Regions from separate parts of the Mus musculus genome. Here region 2 is linked to region 1. A link is a loop called in an ENCODE intact Hi-C map of the cell type or tissue named here. Cell type or tissue: left cerebral cortex. All regions are shown on one strand. Region 1 holds the start of Icam4 (intercellular adhesion molecule 4, Landsteiner-Wiener blood group). Region 2 holds the start of Dnmt1 (DNA methyltransferase (cytosine-5) 1).

Region 1 (4,000 bases):
ATAGAGTCTGAGACAACGCGCTGGGTCTCCAAGCCACGCCCATCCTCGGTCCCTCCCACCAGCGCCTGTTTGAGCAAGGGTGGATGGAGAGGTTGCTTGTATTAGCTTGGGGAGTCAATAGTATGCAGGAAATGTGGTTCTAAGAGGAGAATGTGAGGATGCCTTCCTTAACTGAGGTTTCGTTTTGACCTCCAGCAGGCTAAGTATGGGAGCCACGCCCCTAAGACCTCCTCCGCGCACGCGGCGAAGGAAGAGGGGGATCAAGTGCCAGCAAGACTCGGACACGTGTGCGTGTGCGCAGCGTTCGCAGGCTTCTAAATTAGAGTCGACTCCGGCACCCGATCTTTATTTACCCAGAGTGCAGCGGGAATGTGTCTACAACGCTGTTGTGTGTCTAGTCTCTCAGCAGAGCTTCTGCGCCCTCCTCGCCAGGAGTGTGGCCGCCTCTACTGGGTAACTAGTGCGAGATTCTGCAATTCACGCTGGACCAAAAGATCAACTGGGGACACTTTGACCCCAGCTTTGACATCCCTCTCTACATACATACCAGACTCGGAGACAACAAGCACAACGCCAGGAAGCAAGTCTGTGACAGCTCACGTGGCCTGAACAATCATCTCTTAACTTGTTGCTATGCTAGATTTCCTATCTAGTTAGCCGCTTCCTCTACTACTTGAAGAAGGCCCCGCCTACTCGAGTGTTTCTACCTCCCCCCCCCCCCCCAATTAATGATAACCTTGGGGAATCAGGTCTAGCTCCACCCGCTGGCCTTCTCTAGTAACGCACAGGCTCCGTAGTGGAAAAGGAGGGAGGAGAAGGGAAACTTAGCCTCCAATCAGAGCTCCGGCCTGTATCAGCGGAGCCAATCAGAAAAAGCCATACCAAGAGTCAGCCCTGGAGGGGAGGTCAGTTTAGTCTTTCTGCCCCGCACAAATAAAGCTAACAAAACTCTACGCAGAGGAACTCGGGTTCTAGGACCCCATGCTGGCCTTGAAGGAGAAATTTCAAGGTGTTGTTTCCTCCAGTACTACCTCTAATCTACTAATCTTCAGCCCCTACGTAAGGAATTTGGAAAAAGTAAGGTACCTTAAAAAAGAAACCACTTTCTCCAAGAACCGTAAGGCAGAGACTGAGGAGGAAGACTTTATTGTTTCAATAAGAGTCTCTGAATTAATTACTCTGAAGTTCTTTTCCCCTCCCTCTTGTCAGGCATCGAAAACAGATCTATAACTAAGTCTGCACAGCCAGGTACTTGCGCACGTAGACAGCCCCCACAGCCAGGAGGATCCCCACCAGGGTTGCGATGGAGGTAGAGGCCAAGGCTATAGAGGCTGGGCTTAAAGCTGTGGGCAGGAGTGAAAATCAGGAACTAGGAGGTCTGAGGACCGCCAAGCGTGGAGCCCACGCCTGTTCTGCAGGCCCCCTTGGAGTGGCAACATCCCCTCTCCCGCACCCATTCCCTGGGATTACAGGATGCCTCACCGAGGACTGTCAACATAACAGGTGCCGAGCTGCTGCGCACCACTAGCCCGTCGAGATTGAGGCGCGCATGGCAGGTGAGTGGCTGCCAGAGGTCGTTGAGTCCGGCCCGCATCACGTAGGTCAAAGTGACATTAGCCAAATCTGAACCGGTGAAGCGCTCCAGGCTTTCATGATAAATCACTCGGCCACCTCTTCTCAGGCTCACCACCAAGAATCCCACTGGGAACACGTGTGTCACATAGCATCGCAGAGTGTACTTGTGGCCCACTAGGACCGGAGGCTCCAAGATCACGCTTCTGGGCCGTTCTAAGGCAAGAGAGATAAGGCCCACAGGCACCCCTTAAAGCAATTACCATCTATCCGCTTCCTCCACCCCTCTCCCCTCACCCCAGCCCGGCCTGAGCCCCGGTCTCCCTCACTGTAAGCAGTGATCCTGGCGGTGGCCTCTCGGGTTTCTCCTGCGCAAGTGACGACGCAGCGCACCTTGGAATTCCAGGCCCTCACATCCAGTAGCTGGTAAGATACCCAGCCGGATCCATTAACTATCTTTCCCTGCCGCAGTTGGGTGCGCAGGCTGGAATGCACCGGCAGGGGGCAGTTGTGGCTGCAGTTAAGCCACGCTGAGCCCCCGGGAGGCACGGCCTCTAGCTCTGGATTAAGACGCACCCAGAAAGGTGCTGAGGTCACGGAAGGCGCGGGAGGACTTTGCATCCACTCTTGCTGGGGGCTCCCACCCCTCGGATAGGCAGCCACCAGCAAAAGCGACGGGAGCAGAAGGGCAGACTCCATGGCACAAAGCCCGCGCTGAAGTGCGGGCGGAACGCCAGGGAGTTTAGGCTGGCCGCAGGAGATAAGAAGGCACCCTGGCCACGCCCCAGAATGGGCCTCGGCCGGCCCTGATGAAGATACCTGCCTCCCCTCCCATCAGACCCTACAATCAACCAAAAGCCATTGCACAGTTCTGGACCTGCTCTTTAGTTTTTACGTAAGCCCCAAGAAGTCTTTAAAAATTAAAAAATAAAATAACGCTTGGTGATGGCACATGCCTTTGATCCCAGCACTCCCAGGGAGGCAGATCTCTGTAAGTTCAAGGCCATCCTGATCTACACTGGGAAACCCTGTCTATCTAACGTAGATTTTACTAGACATGGCAGTGGCTTTGTCATTTAGTCCTAGCATTCAGGAGACAGGTTGGCCCATCTTTGTGAAGTCAAGGCCAGCCCATTCCACATAGCAGATTTCAGGACATCCATGGCCACAAAGAGAACCTGTCTCAAAAAAGAAAGGGGGTGGGGGTGGGGACCAACCTGATCCACAGACTCAGAGTTAGGGTTAGGTTACCAGACAACCCTGAGGCATTATGGGAGTCGGCAGTCCTTAGGGCTTTGCCTAACTGATGTGATGACTGTACACAAACTCACAAGACACTCAGGCCGACATAAAACTTTATTGATTCAAAGGAAAGGTTTCTGTGCTGGGAGGGGTGCTTACCCTCCCACAGCAGCTTGCACGACCCTTCTAAGGAGTTGGAACATTTCCTTCCAGGCTTTCTCTTTGAGGTGGAGCCGCCTGGGACCATGATTTCATGAGCATGAGGCTCGATTGTTCAGCTGCTAAGGCATGGTGGCTGACATTGGGAACAAAAGTAGGTGGGGAGGTGCTGGGACGCTCCAGGATGTGGAGGAGCAGAGAACCACTGCCAGTCCACATAGTGTTTATGTGACTGGTGAAAAAAGTCGACCCTTATGAGAAAAGCATCCTGACCAGTAGAGAAACCCTCGACCCATGTGATCTTTCCCCAGACTCTCACAGCATCTGCAGCAGGGTCCAGGCCATAACTTATACATTCACCTCCTCACTGATCTACTATATACAGGGTACTCAATAAATAGCTGGTAAAACTCTAAATTAATAAATACATCAAGAAGAGTTGGGGACAATGTCTCAGCTTTCCTGTGTCGGGGGGAAGTGTGGTCTTCTTGCTTGTGTCTACTGGATATCATGTCTTCCTTAGGCAGGAGCCCCTCAGCAGGGGCAATAGAGAATGAAGTCAGCGTTTCTTGGCTGAAGGTCCACCGGGCTGTAGGTGGGTCCGGGTCACACGTGTTCACAGTCTTGCTCCATCCACCGAGTCCTCTTAGCTCTGAGGCTACAAGTGTGCATCCCCCAGGCCACCATCCTGTTCTGTGACAGCCAGAGGAAGTGGCTGAGGGTAAATGCTGTCTACCATTCTGTTCAAAAGCAGCAGCAGCTGTTGCCCTGCAGGGGGTCCAGGCAGGAGTCTCATCCAGCAGGCTCAGGGAGGTGGGGCTTGTCCCTTGAGTTTTATGGCCTCCTCCTGAGCCTTCTGTAACTTGTATATCCTGATCTTTCTCTGGCGGTTATAAACATAAGAGGCTGCCATCACGAGGCCCACAATGACCAGCAGTACTGGCACCAGAATGATTATAGTCCAGTTATTTTGAGAGTGGTCTGTGTGGTAGAGACAGAAGGGAATGGTGAGACTTGAGGCCCTGGC
Region 2 (4,000 bases), 77 kb after region 1:
TTAGATGCTAAGTGCTAGAATAGATGTCTTTTATCATGCCTGCCTCAGGATTTTTTTTTTTTTTTTATTTTATGTATATGAGTACACTGTTGCTGTCTTCAGAGACACCAGAAGAGGGCATCAAATCCCCATTACAGATGGTTGTGAGCCACCATGTGGTTGCTGGGAATTGAACTCAGGACCTCTGGAAGAGCAGTCAGTGCTCTTAACTACTGAGCCATCTCTCCATCCCCAGTGCCTCAGGATTTTTAAAGTTAGGTTTGTTGGGAAAAGTTCTTTAACAATTTCACATTTGTGTACATGTGCGTGGGTATGTGATGTCAACTTACACACATGGTCAGAGGGAGACTACTTCTGGCTCAGTTCTCTCAGCTGTCTTTCTGGTCCTCGGTCATTCTTTTATTCATCTGGTGCTAGGGATGACTCCCAAGGCTTCTGCTGTGAGGTTAATATTCTGCTGTTGAACTGTATATTCTAAATCCTTCCATACCATGTGGAAGGTAAATAGAAAATATCATTTCTCTGCGATCTGCTTTTTTTTTTTTTATTAAACCCAGATGGCAGAAGTGGTTCCTGGCCTTACCACTATACTACTTCATTGGTATATTGGTCCAGTTCACTTCTGAATTATCTTTTTAAGGAGGTGATTTCAGCTCTGATAGATGAAGCCACTGAGGAAGAGTCCAGATGGTGTGCTCATGGTCGTTTTAGAGGACAAGGGGGTGAAGATGGGGTTAGACGGGAGGCCTTTTGTTTAAGGGTTCATGTATTTCTTACCAAAATGGTAACAAAAGATGAGCAGAAGGGGAGGGGGATAGAGTTATGCCTATAGTTTCTCCTTCTGAAGATGTAAGTTCCAGAAATATGGATCATGGACATATAGTTAGACACTACAGAACCACACATTTCATCTTCCAGTGAAGATGGTAGTTACAGTGGGGCATACCCATAAATCCATCACTCAAGACCAGAGAGAGGCAGGAGGTCTGAACTTTAAGATCAACCATATTATCTATTGTATAGATAGTAAAGTCAAGCCTATCTTGGGTTAAAAAATTGTTGGTGCATTTAAGAGCAGTGTCCACAGCGGCCTTCCCCTGGAAGTGGAGTTACAGGGCTTCGAGTGGCTGGATGTGGGTGGGTGCTCTCCAGGGAGGAAGCTAGCCACTGCGCAGACAAGCCCACTTTTGTTTGTTTTGTTTTGAGACTGGCTTTCTCTGTGTGGCTCTGGCTGTCCTAGAACTCCACTGTATAGACTTGGCTGACCTCAAACTGAGATCTGCCTGCCTCTGCCTCCTTAGTGTAAGGGACTGCAGGCATGCGCCACCACCGCCTACCTTTTTCCTTTTTCAAGAAGATTTTGTTTTTAGACCAGGCTCAATACACAGAGATCCTCTGGCTTTTGCATTCTGAGTGCTGGAATCAAATGCATGCATGCCACAGCCTCTGCCAGACTCAAAAGATTTTTTTTTTTTTAAAGTTGTGTTTGTGCATGTGAGTGCAATGCCCATAGAGGCCAGAAGAGGCTGTAGGACCCCCTGGAAGTGGAATTACAGGGGCTTGGAGCGGCTGGATGCGGGTGCTGGCAAGCAAACCAGAGTCATCCTCTGCAAGAGCAGCACTACCTGCTCTCAAGTGCCGAGCCACCTCTTCAGGCAAGGGGGAGGTGGGTGGCGCCAGTCGCAGCACGGACGAGCCCACTATAGCCAGGAGGTGTGGGTGCCTCCGTTGCGCGCATGCGCACTCCCTTCGGGCATAGCATGGTCTTCCCCCACTCTCTTGCCCTGTGTGGTACATGCTGCTTCCGCTTGCGCCGCCCCCTCCCAATTGGTTTCCGCGCGCGCGAAAAAGCCGGGGTCTCGTTCAGAGCTGTTCTGTCGTCTGCAACCTGCAAGATGCCAGCGCGAACAGCTCCAGCCCGAGTGCCTGCGCTTGCCTCCCCGGCAGGCTCGCTCCCGGACCATGTCCGCAGGCGGTAGGTGCCACGCAGGGTGGGGGTGAGGGGCGGGACCGATGCCGAGGCATATATTGGGGGTATCTCCGGGTGGCCCTGCGGCCGCTGACAGCCAGGGCGCGCATGCGCGGGGCAGCGTTTGGCGCGGGCTGTGCTTCCTGTCGCGCGTGCCCTTAGCTGTTGGCGCCAAAATGGGTGGGGGCCGGGGTGCTGGCAAGCCCATTGACTGGGAGCTTGAGGGAGCAAGGGGATCAGCCCTCTGAAATAGAACAAGCTTGGGGACACCCTCAGGGGTTCCCCTCTTTGGTCAGCCAGGCTCCTGGGTGTGCAGGAAGTGCCCCTCTCCCGGCCTGTGGACACCCTGAAGCCCCCACTCCGCTCCAGCCTCCACTTCCGGTGCCCTGCAGATCCCGCCGCGCCCACCCGAGGGTCCCTCCGCCGGTTCCCCTGGCCCTGGTTCAGAAGGGCCCTCCTTCCCAGCCCCGCTGTCAAGTCCTAGGACCTTTTCTCTCTCATCCTGCCGGGCCGGGCCTGGGCAGCTTGAAGCCCTCGTGGGATTTTGTTTTGTTTTCATCCTAACGTAAAGGAGCTCCTGCGATCCTGGAGCTATCAAAGAGACTCTGCCTGGAAAGAGCTGGTGCTGCAGAATGGGCCCTCCACTTTGGCAGTGACATAACTCTGTCCCGAGATCCCAGAGCAATCGAGGAAACCTTTAACTCCATTCAAAGTGTTTATCAGGGGGAAGGAAAGATGAATGGTAGTGAGATGTCTCGGCCCCCGCCCTATTATTTTAGCCCCTGTAAACCAGTTCTTTCGGTCCTGGCGCCATCGAGGAAGCTTTTTACATTGTCCAGTGTTTATTTCGAGGAGTGAGGGATGGCAGGTAAAGTCCCCCATTTCAGTGCATATGAATCCCCCCTCTCCCCCCCCCCTCCCCAAGCAATCAAGGAAGACCTGGGTAATGGGCCCTCCACTAGTACCTTCCACGCCTCCATGAGGACGGCTGTGTGCAAGGATTGGCGGGAACACTGGATCCCGCTTCCTGTTCCAGAAGGGCATCGTCAATCCGTTCATTCCTGAAAGCTTGTCCCGCGCGTCATTGAGCATTAGTCATAGGTGCCCTGCTAGTGCTGGACACATCCCAACCCGATTCTGAGTCTGCTTTTGCTATCCCGGGGGTTAGTTTACTGGGGTGATGCCAGGCCGATTCCCATTTGAGCTTTGGGGGATAAAGTGGGAGAAGCGGCTGAATTCCCCTTGTCAAACACCCCTGCCCCCAGCTCGCCCCCAGGGTTGGACCTGAAGCTCTGTACTGAGCTACACCTTCAGCCCTTTCACTTGTATTGGAGACTGGCCTGGGATTCTCTCTCTCTCTCTCTGCCTGTGTCTTCTCAGTGCTGGGATTACTGACATGTGCCATCATGATGGTTTGGGTTCGTTTTTTGAATGCTTGTTTTTTGATTGTATAGGCATAAAAATCTGAAGCCTTTGTGAGACACCTCAACAGATTTCTTTTTACTACCAAAAAATACATACATAATTAAAGTATTTGGTTTTTTAAAGTTAGACAGTCTGTAACCTGCCTTTCTGTCTTTTGTCTTTCCTGTTCTCGGGTTGGTTGGTTTACCTGTGTATGCTTTGTTTTCATTTCCAGGAAGGGATTCCTGTAGGCCAAGCTAGCCTCCGGCTGGCCGTCTAACCCAGGCTAGCCTTGGTCTTTTGTATCTACCCAAGTGCTGGGATTACAGGAATGTGACACTGTGCCTAGCTTAGCTTTTCTTGATTTAGAAAAACTTACTAGCAAAATATCTACAGTATGAGATTTGAGAGGTACCTGCATTTGGGAGGATAGTCCAGGAGCTGAGTAGGCCTCGAGGTAGCTTCCGTCCATGCTGCTATTCTGTATTTAAATGGCAGTTTGTTTAAATAGAAGTGTGCATAGTTCCTCTGGATATATAAAATATAGTATCTTCAACATTTGGATTGTAAGTCTTTAAGTGTGTATGTGGGTCTATGCTACAGCTTGTGTGGCAGTCAGGACCCCTT

The links. A loop is a pair of places that touch in the nucleus more often than their neighbours do. Peaks named below come from ENCODE experiments on the same cell type or tissue, not always from the same donor. Only the 100,000 strongest peaks of a DNase experiment are listed, where the experiment ranks them.
Region 2: a loop joins it to region 1, with 4 times the contacts of the local background. A loop is called at or near these places in 1 of 42 quality-filtered maps.

Annotation. Positions count from the first base shown.
Region 1 is chr9:21,027,725-21,031,724 of GRCm38, reverse strand. Icam1 (intercellular adhesion molecule 1) reads right to left here. Exons shown (of 7, transcript NM_010493.3): 7 at 2,911-3,954. The coding sequence ends at 3,779. It overlaps Icam4 (intercellular adhesion molecule 4, Landsteiner-Wiener blood group), which reads right to left and starts at 2,293. Exons shown (of 3, transcript NM_023892.3): 1 at 1,902-2,293; 2 at 1,483-1,788; 3 at 1,129-1,343. The coding sequence starts at 2,271. The coding sequence ends at 1,231. In left cerebral cortex, CTCF peaks have their summits at 581, 794 (motif pointing left) and 2,063 (motif pointing right); DNase peaks (open chromatin) are centred at 193, 792, 1,627 and 2,069; H3K4me3 peaks cover 1,483 bases; H3K27ac peaks cover 686 bases.
Region 2 is chr9:20,950,683-20,954,682 of GRCm38, reverse strand. Dnmt1 (DNA methyltransferase (cytosine-5) 1) reads left to right here and starts at 1,704. Exons shown (of 39, transcript NM_001199431.1): 1 at 1,704-1,975. The coding sequence starts at 1,896. In left cerebral cortex, CTCF peaks have their summits at 91 (motif pointing right) and 1,529; DNase peaks (open chromatin) are centred at 1,743, 2,057 and 3,082; H3K4me3 peaks cover 2,139 bases; H3K27ac peaks cover 1,481 bases.